Linked DNA regions of Homo sapiens: region 2 is linked to region 1. Evidence: chromatin contacts called from ENCODE Hi-C or POLR2A ChIA-PET data. All regions are on one chromosome and are shown on one strand. Each heading gives the region's core, a stretch centred on a gene start or an enhancer-like site at or near the end of the contact. The rest is flanking DNA. Distances are from core to core; before and after follow the strand shown.

Region 1 (5,523 bases), core at 2,022-4,521:
ATTTATTTAGAGACAGAGTTTCACTCTTGTTGCCCAGGCTGGAATGCAACAGCATAATCTCAGTTCACTGCAACCTCTGCCTCTCAGGTTCAAGTGATTCTCCTGCCTCAGCCTCCTAAGTAGCTAGGATTACAGGCACCCACCACCACACCTGGATAATTTTTGTATTTTTAGTAGAGACAGGGTTTTACCATGTAGGCCAGGCTGGTCTCGAACTTCTGACCTCAGGTGATACGCCTGCCTCAGCCTCCCAAAGTGGTGGGATTACAGGCATGAGCCACCACGCCTGGCCAAAAACTCATTTTCTAATTGTTTAATGCTAGCACATAAAAATTTAATTGATTTTTATAGCTAACTGTACCCAGCAACTTGCTTAAAATCACTTAATACTAAGTGTGTAGATTATTGTAATTTTATGCATAAAATGATAGACTATCATGCTTTCTCTAGATAACAGGTTTATGTATTTCTTTCCAATCCTTATACATTTTTCCTTGCCTTTATGCATTGCTGGAATCTGTAGTACAATACTGAAGTACATCCTATCTTTTGACTTTATAACTATGAGAAAGTATTCTGTTCCAAATTTAAAATATGCACCTAGTAAAACTTTCAAAAATACAGTAAAAACACCAGCCAAAAAAATAACAGCCTTCTAGTTAAATCCAAAGGCCTTTTCTTAAGCCCTTCTCATGATTCTGCATCAGTGGACACTGTTTATTAACCCTTTTTTTTTTTTTAGTTTTTTTGAGACAGTCTCGCTGTCGCCAGGCTGGAGTGCAGTGGCATGATCTTGGCTCACTGCAATCTCCGCCTCCCGGGTTCAAGCGATTCTCCTGCCTCAGCCTTCTGAGTAGCTGGGATTACAGGAGCCTGCCACCATATCCAGCTAATTATTGTATTTTTAGTAGAGACGGGGTTTCACCATGTCGGCCAGGATGGTCTCGATCTCCTGACCTCATGATCCGCCTACCTCGGCCTCCCAAAGTGCCAGGATTACAGGCGTGGGCCACCGCGCCTGGCCTATCAAGCCATTCTAAAGCATTCTTTCCATGTCCAGCTTCTTCTTTTCCTCTTCTAACCCATTACAGTCAGGCATTTCCAAGATTTCGCCTTAGACCTTTTCTCTTTGTATATTAGTCCTTGTTAGCTATTGGGAAACATTTTAAGGTCCATTATTATTCAGAACCAGGCCAGCTTCAGGTGCTTTCCTTTTCTTCAGGAACAAAACAGAAACCTATTATACTTTCCTGTTTAAAAAATGCCATACTCTCCCCTCGCCCAGGTTCTTCTCCTAACTGTGGAATGCAGTCTTCTCTGCGTCTGCCCTTTTGTGCTGTGCTCGAATGGAATCTTCTCACTTTACTGGTTTTACTAATAAACAGAAGTTACAAAGGTCCCTAAATCTTTCCAACGTTTTGGTTCCTGATCTATATGCAGATTCCCTTCTGCAGGAAACTGCATGGAGTGCCACAACATTGGGTGTTAGAAAGCTGGCTGGCTCAGAGGCCTCAGAGTGAGGAGCATTTGACAGGGTCTAGCTTTTGTGTTACAGGACCAAAGAAGCTGAATCATGTTCATTAGAAACTGCTGCATAAAGACCAACATACCAGTGTATTAATTTGTAATGAAAAATAACGACTGTCAAGGAAAATGGCTATTCATTTCATTTGGCCAGGGCATTCTCTCCTTGTAGGAAAACTATACGGGAATTAAAATAATATTCAGAACTGCATTTATTGAGAAAAGGAACAGAATAAAAGGTCCAGTTTTATGATTCAAATATTTAATGGAATCACATTAAGCTTTAATAGAGAGATGAGACTATCTCTACTACTAGAACCAGATAGTTTTGTACACACACAGGAGACTTTTCACTTCAGAAATATTTACTTCCCAGGGTTTTCTTGGCTCAATTCCTGAGTTAGATATATTATTTCTCTCAGTAAGGTTTGCTCTGGCCAGAGACGTTCATTTCTGGTTTGATCCACTCTGGATTGACCCATAATAGAATTATTACAAGACAGTATTTTCAAGTGTTTGGAGAGTATCTGCTGAACCCCAATACCGCTCAGCATACATCTGCATACTAGAGGCTCACAGTTAAATCCTCACTTATTTCTACTTATTCGTCAGTGGGGGGGAAGAAATCAGAAAAAGAGGAAAAGAAAATCATAAACAGCCCCCAATGCCAGGCAGCCTGGCACGCAGCAGATGCCCTCAAATCTGGTGAAGGAATAAACGCAGTTTCCTACTCCTTTCGCCGAATGCAATTCAGAAAAGCATTACAGAGCACAACTCCTTCCAGGCTGGAAACGCTGCCAGAAAGCAGCTCTCGCTTCACCTCTGCCGGGGGACTCCGCCCTCTCCCCCAGCGCTCCAAGCGGAGACCGCAGGTCAGCAAGAACTGAAAACGCGTCTACTGGGCCAGGTCTCATGTTTATCTTATTTCCCCCTCACTCCACAGCACTCACTCCCCAGCTATTAAAACAGAGAAGAAAAAAAAGGAAAGAAAGATGGTAAGAATAAGACAGTAGGGTTAGGATCGGGGAGAGGGGCTTCAGCAAAAAACAGTTGCATCGCTCAGCCCCGGAAACTCATCCCGTCATCCCCAGACTCTCTCTCGGGAACTGGGCCCTACTTCAGAGATCCAGAAACAAAAATTGTAGCGTCGAGATGGTTAGGGCCGAGTCTACTTCTTTCGCCGGTTGGGCCTCAGAGCCCCAAGGCCGCCCTGCTATACTGCGCGACTGCACCGCGGGCCAGAGCGCGCCCCTAGCTCGAGGCTGCCAGCGGACACCGGGAAACTGAGCGGCCTGCGGGTCCAGACATCTGAGGAACGCCGCGCTCAGGCCCGTGCCTGCAGCCCGGTCCGCAGAGGGGGGGGGCCGCTCCCCCCGGTCGCCCAGTCGGGTCGCGCCGGTCCTTTCTCAGGGTGACCGCGTTCCTTCCGCCCAGAGAGGGCAAAGAGTCCCGCTCCCTCGTGTGCATCTCCCGCCCGCGCTCCGGAGCGCCCCCTAGGAAGAAAGCCCGAGCGGCGGCCACGCCTCGGTGGCGATTTTATTAGCGCTTGGTTGGGGTGGCCCGGCTGCCTGCGAGCGGGGTTTCCCCGCCCCTCCCCCCTTCCCCTCCCCCCAGGCGGCCGGAACCTCCCTGCGGAGCGGAGTGATACCGGCGGCGGCGTAGAGCGCGGTGCGGCCGAGGGGCGCCCGGGACTGCGCGGGGCGGGCGGCGGCGGAGGGAGGAGGGGAGAGAGGCGGGGCCGGGGCGGGTTGTTGTGAGGCGACTGCGCTACTGCCGGAGCGGGGCGGTTATGGCGGCTCCATATTAACAGCCTCCTCCTCCTCCGCCGCCGCCGCCGTCTCCTCCTCCTCCTCCTTTCCCTCCCGCCCGCGCTCTAAGCCATCTCCGCCTTCACCCTGACGCCTGCCTCTTCCCCTCACCTTTCCCCCTCCCCTGTTCTACCATGCCCGGCATGATGGAGAAAGGGCCCGAGTTACTGGGGAAGAACCGATCGGCCAACGGCAGCGCCAAGAGCCCGGCAGGCGGCGGCGGCAGCGGCGCCTCGTCCACCAACGGCGGGCTGCACTACTCAGAGCCCGAGAGCGGCTGCAGCAGCGACGACGAGCACGGTGGTAGCCTCGAACTCCTCCCCGCCAGCCCGCCTGCCCCCCTCCCTCTTCCCCTCCCCCAGCCCCCTCCCCTCGCCGCTCTCCCGCCCTCCCTCCCCTCAGAGCCTGGGCGCTGCGGTAGCCTCGAACTCCCGGTGCAGTGCAGCAGCACCCCCGCGACCCCCCGTCCCTCCGCCCTCGACCAATCCTCCGCCTTTGCCCCCCCCCGCTCCCCGCCCCCAATCCGCTGCCATCTCCCGGAGTGCCCCGAGTTGATATCTTCCCATCCACCCGCCGCTTCTTTCCTCCATCTAGCGATTTTTATTTTTTAAGTGTCTCTTCCTTTTTCTTTCTTTTCTTCTTTTTTATTTTTTATATATATTTTTTGGCATTGCTTTGCAGATGTTGGGATGAGAGTCGGAGCCGAATACCAAGCTCGGATCCCTGAATTTGATCCAGGTAGATATATTTGCTTAAGCAAAATCTCATATCCCCTTTCCTGGGCTTGGTTTGGGGTGGACGGGCTAGGAGTCCGGGCATGGGGCCGGGAGGGGATGCGGGGTTGGGCTGGGCAGGCATCCGTGGCGGGGAGGCTGTCAGGCTTGGCCGGGCTGTGACACTGGGCGTGTGGGCAGATGTGTGCACTGCAAGGTTAACATGGTTCCCTTCGGAGGCCACTTGCCCGCTGGGGGCATCGCCTTCCTAGCCCTTGAGCCTGGGGCAGGGTCGGGGTGAGCAGAGGGAGACGGCCCTTGGCGGAGTCCAGGGTCCGAGGCCGCGGGCTGGAGGAGCAGGCGTGCGGACTGTATGGACGAACCGTGCAAATGTCAATTGCCACCTCGCTCGCCCCGGCGCCGAGGGCCGCGCTCTGTCGGGCGGGTGGCAGAGGCCAGGGCGGCTGTCACCGGCCGGGGAAGCCAAGGGCGAGCCCTGCCGACCTGTGCGCAGCCGGGATTGTCTCTTTTCTTTCTTTTTGGCTAGGTGGTGTAGCTTTGGTCGCGGCAGCTCTGCGGAGTGCAGGAGCCGCGGAGAGAAAGGGGTGGGGGAAGGGGGTGGGGAGACGCCAGCGGCAGGCACACCTCGCTCGCCAGCCAGCTCTGGGAAGTTAGACCACAGGACAGTGGCTGCAGCTGCCAAGGAGACATTTTCTCCCCGACCAGCCAGGTTCCAGCGTCCTCTGCCAACCCAGCTTGCGGGCTCCCTGTCTACTTTTCTCCAAACAGGCTCCCCGGCGGTCACGAGATTTCAGCCTGTGCAGGGATTGGGCGAGAGTTCCGCATATGGAGGCGCCCTTGCTGGAGCCTCTCGGAGTGGAGCGCGTTTCCTTCTCCCCACCCTGCCTGAGACCCTTCTCAGTTAAGGCTTTGGACAGACTTTGAAAGGGACCCACCTTTTTTTTTCCTCCTTACAGTTTGTCAATTTTTGCCCAGTGCCCATAATATTGCGTTTGTGTCAGACATTGGATTTCTATGTTAGATATTAAAGAGCTTACTTGTATTTTCTTGGAGAGAAACAATGTTTAATTATTAGGATACAGAGGCGTGTTTTTTTGTTCCTCCTCTCCCCATTAAGACAATGCAAAATGATATTTACCAACCATTTGGATTTCAGATAGCAGCTCTTCCTCCTGTCCCAAGTGAGGAGGATGAAAAGTAATGAGTCGGGACAGTCTCATTTTTAATAGGTGAAAACAGTGATGCAAGAGTGTTCACTAGATTTGGGTTGCCTTCTAAATGACTGGCTGGGAATACATTTTATTCAAAGACTATCAGTGTGTATACTGATGGGCTTCAAATAATTTTAAATGTTTTATGAAACTAATTTTCTTTATTGATGTTGCTAGTAGGTGAATGGCACTTTCACACCACTCTGCTCCCTTTGGGTTTACTTGACATTTGGAAAGAGCACATTT
Region 2 (5,523 bases), core at 1-2,500, 570 kb after region 1:
AGGTCAAGGGAGCTGTTCACCGAGGCACGAAGTATGTCACAATATATTTAGCAAATGATAACACAATTCCCATTCAGTAATCGGTGGCCGTCCCCGCACCGTGTCTCACTGCGGTCGTCTATTGGACTTAGAAAAATAGATCCACTCGCTTCAGACAACCTCAGGATCTCCAAACTGAAGACACAAGTGACATGACCGAAACAGGGTCCCCTCAATAAGATTTCCCAGATACTGAGGACCTCAGTCTCCTCACCACCACGATTCCTGCACACCGATGCATTCCTTTAAAAGGTCTCTGGCTCTAGCGAAGAGTTACCCTCAAAATTCTCATTTGTAGCAATAGGGTTTTTGTTTCCCTTTTTTTTTTAAGAAAAAAAATGGGGGGCCTAGAAAAAAAGCTTACAAGGTGAGAGGAAGAAAGTAGGGGGTTATAATGCGAAAAAGAGGAAGGACAGGAGTAGGGGGAAGGGAGCAAAAGCCAGAAAGAGGTAAAAGCCAAGGAACTGGGGATGAAGAGAATGAGATTTCCGACCAGAGGGCAAGGAAGCAGGGGATGATGAAAGGGGCAGAGAAGAGGCGACCGCAGCGCGGGGAGCCGGTGGAGCCTGCAGCGGTTTCCGCGGATGTGGAAGGGTCGTGGCGGCGGGCGCGGCCCGCGCGCCGGGCTCACCTCGGCGGGCGCGGACGGCGGGCGGCTGCGGAGAGCGGGGGCGGGTGTCCCCCGCCGAGGGGTCGCGGTCATGGACGCGGTGGCGGCCCAAGCGGCCCGAGGCGCTGCGCGAGCGGGCGCGCTGGCGCCCTACTCCCCTCGCGGCTGCCTGCGGACAGAGGGACGGCGGGGACTCAGAGGCCGGACCTGTCACCCGGGCGGGTCCCGGGGAGGCGGGCGGATGCCCCGCGCCCCCGCCTCCTCCCCGGGGCCTACCGCGCCCTCGTCCCTCAGGCCGCTGCCGCCTCCCCGGGCCACGCGACGACGACACCCCCTTCCCCGCCCCCAGCGCCTCCCCTGGCCCGGCTCCGCTGCCGCTCTGGGGCCTGCGACCGCGGAGCCGGAGGTTACCTCGGGCTGGCCGGGCCCCAGCCGGGGCTTTGGGAGTCAGAGGAGCCGGAAGAATGCATGGCCGGCGGCGGGGCCGGCGGAAGAAGGCGGTGGCGGGGCCCTGCCCCGCTCCGGCTGTGGCGCGGCCCGCGCCCGTTCCCCGGCGGCGCCGAGACTCGGTCCCCAAGGGCCCGGCCGCGTTCGCCCGGACTGGCGGGGAGGGGCGGCGGGAGGAAGCGGCGGGAGTCGGGACTGCGGCGGAGCCGCTCCCACAGCGCCCTCTAATGAAAGCGCCGCCGCCGCTGCCTGGCCCGCTTGCCCCGCCTGGCCCGCTCCCCCTACCCCTGCGCCAGCGAGTCGGGGCCCTCGGGGCTACCTGGACGCTCGGCCAGGACCTCAGTGAGTCCAGAACATACTGAGGGAAAGGGCCGCTCGGAAAGATCTAGGAATGAACACCCATCCTCACACCCCAGGAGTGCCTTGGTTTCAGTTGAGAGCCCCCTTTCAGCCAACACGGCCGCCTTTCATTGTTAGGGCTCTCTTCTCTGCCCAAACTAGGAACCTGTCTCCTTGACGGCTAAATGTCCACTTTTCATTCTTAATGAAACCCGGTTGCACTCATGGCTTTTCTTCTTAACCTCTGCAGTGTATTATTGTCTAGAGTTTCAAATTCATTCTTTTTACGGTCAAAAGTCTTGTTTCAGGAAAGCAGCTGGAACATTAATGGCAATTCCACTTTCCCATTCATCGCCCCCGCCCCCACCACCCCACCAAGAAACTCAGTGGGAATGAATGGTCTACACAGAGAAACTGAAATCTGGTTAGTCAAGAAGGAAAAAACAACCAAGTGCCTGGCATTAAGTAAGTACTCACCCGCCCGCCCTCCCCCGCCCGCCATAAAAAGAAAAACCGAAAAGACAAAAAACAGTGGCCATGGGAACTCCTAGACAGACCCCGTCACTTGGGATACTATAGCTGCATTCTGGTTCAAAGGCTGGACCACCTGAAGGAAAATAGAGAAATAGTCCATTGACCTACCCCCTTGAGCATTCTTAAATGATCTGCCTAAATTTTAGTTTTTAAAAATCCTGTTTATAAAACCTTATGTCCCTTAAGCACATTTGTAAATGGAGGGGATGGGGCAGGGCAGATTTCACACTCCCTAGGGAACTGCCATATTTGAATCAGAATGCCACCTATTCTGCCTATTTTGAAAATGTTCATCACAGCGTTTGCTCTGGACTCTCAACTTTCTCTAATTTCAGTTCCTCTTAGGTCCACAGGTGAAGGAAAGATATGCCCCATTCTATTCCTTGCATTCTCTCTTTATTGACAAGGTAGTAAGATCTTTAAATAAATCTCATGAGAGAGATAATATATATACTTTATTATTCAAAATATGTCATTATATTCTTCAGTAAGATAGGTGAGGTACATATTTATTTCCACAATCAAGAATAAACTCTAAGGATTCCATCTGGTCCATGCAATTCAGCTTTCCCACATGCTGCGTAAACGTTGGCTGACACCTGGAGAGAGATAACCTACAATGGGATTTACACGTGATTCCTGGATCAGGGACCATCTGCCAGAGGACCAGACACAGCAGCACTTGATGAAATGCAATTAGTACCAGGCCCAGAATTCATTTTCAGGCTCAGAAAAGAGCCAGAGGTTGGGCAGGACCTCTGGCTCTTTAGTGTACAAAAACAACACTTGAAGTGTCTACCAAAGAGACAGATTCTTCAGCATCATACCAGAACATTTTAATAATCTAGGTCCAGTGGACCTGAGAACCTGCTTTTTAAAAAGCGTCATAGGTGATTCTGATGCAAGTAGTATGCAGACCTTGCTTTAAGAAACCCTGACTTAGAGGTATTCTGAGATGATCACATTCTCTTCTAGACCCTTCATAATTTTAAATCATTTGATCATATGTGTTCTCATGTGTGTTAGTCAGCTAGAGCTGCCATAACAAAATACTGCAAACTGGGTGGCTTAAACAACAGAAACTTATTTTCTCGAAGTTCTGAAGGCCAAGATCAGAGATCAAAGTGTGGGGAGGTCTGGTTTCTTCTGAGGCCTGTCCCCTCGGCTTGCTGATCACCATCTCTCATTGCAGAATTCTGCCATTTCAGTACCTCCTTATGGAAGGAGTAGGGAATACCTAATCTCCTTGATCTTTTCAGATATCCTCATATTAACTGCTTCCAACCTCATTGGACTTTTCTTGAAACTCAACCAACAGTACAACACATTATGTTCCAGGTATAGATATGCCCTGGTTTTGTGCCAAGAGTGTAGGAGAGGGGTTATCTTCTTAACTTTCTGACCACAATATCAGTTTCAAGATAATTCAGCTGCTATAATAGATAAGAAACTGTTAGGGCTGACTTCTTAAGGGAACAATTTCAGATGATGCTTGTGTTTATTTCTTGCATTTCGAAGTTCGTTTTAGTTAGTTTTACCTTCCTCTTGCCTATACTACAATTTTTTTGCCCTGCCTCCTTTCAACCACTTAGGAAGCCTCCTGAGATTGTTCCATAGCCTATTTTATTGCACCATGGACAGAGAGATGTATGAATGCTCTGAATGACTGTAACAGGAAGATTGGAACAGCCAGTTCTCCAGGGTAGACTGTTCTGTGGAAAACAAGGATCTTCTTCAATGACTAGTTAGCTTCTAGTCCCCTATCCTGCTACCTTAGAGCCATCTTTATCAAAACACAAACATGAAGCCAACAATTTCAACACCTTCATGTACACTCCAATAGAGAAAAGAGGGAAATGAACAGACCCCACCCTATAGCCACAGACATTATTGTTTCTGTTTCAAAAGCCCACATTTGAACCACAAGAGAATGGTCCTTTGAAAAAGAAAGAGGATTTCTTACATTTCTTGGAATCGCCAGTCATTTGAAAGCAATATAACCACAATACCTTAGAAGGTTGAATTCCACCCATCTAGTCCACATACACACAACAAATTAGGTTATAACCAGGGAGAGGTTCCCTTGGGCAGAAGAGTACCCCCTGGGCCCTCTCTTTTTCCTAGTGGCAATTATAAAAACATTTTACCTACCTGTGTTGGTTTCTGCACTAAAGCTCCAGTGAACTATTTCCTGTCTAGGGAGAAACCCTACCAGCAATAACCTTCAATGACTTGGCACAGGCCCCCTACATTGCTAGGAAACAGTTGCAGGCTTGAAATCAGCAGCCCAAAAGAGTCATGCATTCTGACTGTTGTCAGCTTTAACTTCAAACAAAAAATGGAAATATATATGGATGTTCTCTTCTATATTCATGTCAATAATTATTTTATATAAAATGCTCCAGGGCTTATAACCTTAAAATTTTTCAGATAGGGTGAGCCAAATCATCCACACTTGGCTGAGTGTGGTGGCTCACACCTGTAATCCCAACACGTTGGGAGGCTGAGTCAGGCAGATCACTTGAGGTCAGGAGTTTGAGACCAGCCTGGCCAACATGACGAAAACCTGCCTCTACTAAAAATACAAAAATTAGCCGAGCGTTATGGCACCCGCCTGTAATCCCAGCTACTCGGGAGGTTGAGGCACGAGAATTGCTTGAACCTGGGAGACAGAGGTTGCAGTAAGCCTAGATCATGCCACTGTACTTTAGCCTGGGCGACAGAGCAAGACTCTGTCTCAAAGAAAAAAAAAATCCTCCAGACTTGACTGCAACTCTCAGCCATTTCAGCAATTCTTTTTATTAACATGATTGACCCTAAACAATACTATAAAGTAAACAATTGTGTCTCCTCCATGCTCCTCTCCTGTTCGGCTAGCTTCTCTTTTCCCTTCTTAAGGCTAAAATTATCCCTAGTTTCCAAAGGGCCCTGAAGACTCCACATGAGGCCTCCCCCTGCTCCCCAAACAGATAATACTCTAAGCTAGAACCTTCTTTCTCACCTGTCCAATGTTATGTTTCCTTGGCTCAATCCTTATCTCCCCTTCCTGGTGTGGTCAGCTAATCCATGACAAGGGGCTTATGGCTAAAAAATGGAAGAGAGAACTCTCTTCCTAAAGCATTAGTATTTTATACAGAAACTAAAACCCCCAAAGCCTTAATGTATTTCTGCTGGCAGATTATCAGGTATTGTAATGGATGAGTATATTTGTAAGATGTTTTGGAGAAGGATATTTTGGCAAGTTCTTCTACTCACAGAACCTATAAAATCACATAGTACACCTATGAATAAGACATAGTTCACTCACTCATAGGTGGGAATTGAACAATGAGAACACATGGACACAAGAAGGGGAACATCACACACTGGGGACTGTTGTGGGGTGGGGGGAGCGGGGAGGGATAGCATTAGGAGATATACCTAATGCTAAATGATGAGTTAATGGGTGCAGCACAGCAACATGGCATATGTATACATATGTAACAAACCTGCACGTTGTGCACATGTACCCTAAAACTTAAAGTATTAAAAAAAAAAAAAGAATCCTAACATTT

Evidence for each region. A loop is a pair of places that touch in the nucleus more often than their neighbours do. ChIA-PET counts read pairs that join two places held with the same protein, here RNA polymerase II (POLR2A). Pooled maps may share reads with other maps.
Region 2: a loop to region 1 is called in a map of sigmoid colon, with 7 times the contacts of the local background. The contact joins the promoter of LPGAT1 here to the promoter of RCOR3 in region 1. A Hi-C loop is called at or near these places in 2 of 168 maps with a recorded cell type or tissue (naive thymus-derived CD4-positive, alpha-beta T cell and sigmoid colon) and 13 of 50 pooled maps. POLR2A ChIA-PET finds 5 or more read pairs at or near these places in 1 of 52 experiments (OCI-LY7).

What each region holds. Positions count from the first base shown.
Region 1 is chr1:211,256,095-211,261,617 of GRCh38, forward strand. It overlaps RCOR3 (REST corepressor 3), which reads left to right and starts at 3,272. Exons shown (of 12, transcript NM_001136223.3): 1 at 3,272-3,632; 2 at 4,014-4,070. The coding sequence starts at 3,467. LOC105372902 (a long non-coding RNA gene) reads right to left here and starts at 3,098. Exons shown (of 2, transcript XR_922552.3): 1 at 2,642-3,098; 2 at 1,719-2,481. RefSeq lists enhancers at 2,091-2,210, 2,485-2,986, 3,489-3,988 and silencers at 2,691-3,480, 3,551-3,850.
Region 2 is chr1:211,829,513-211,835,035 of GRCh38, forward strand. It overlaps LPGAT1 (lysophosphatidylglycerol acyltransferase 1), which reads right to left and starts at 1,251. Exons shown (of 8, transcript NM_014873.3): 1 at 1,061-1,251. LPGAT1-AS1 (LPGAT1 antisense RNA 1) reads left to right here and starts at 1,449. Exons shown (of 6, transcript NR_135820.1): 1 at 1,449-1,528; 2 at 1,744-1,900. RefSeq lists a silencer at 676-1,435.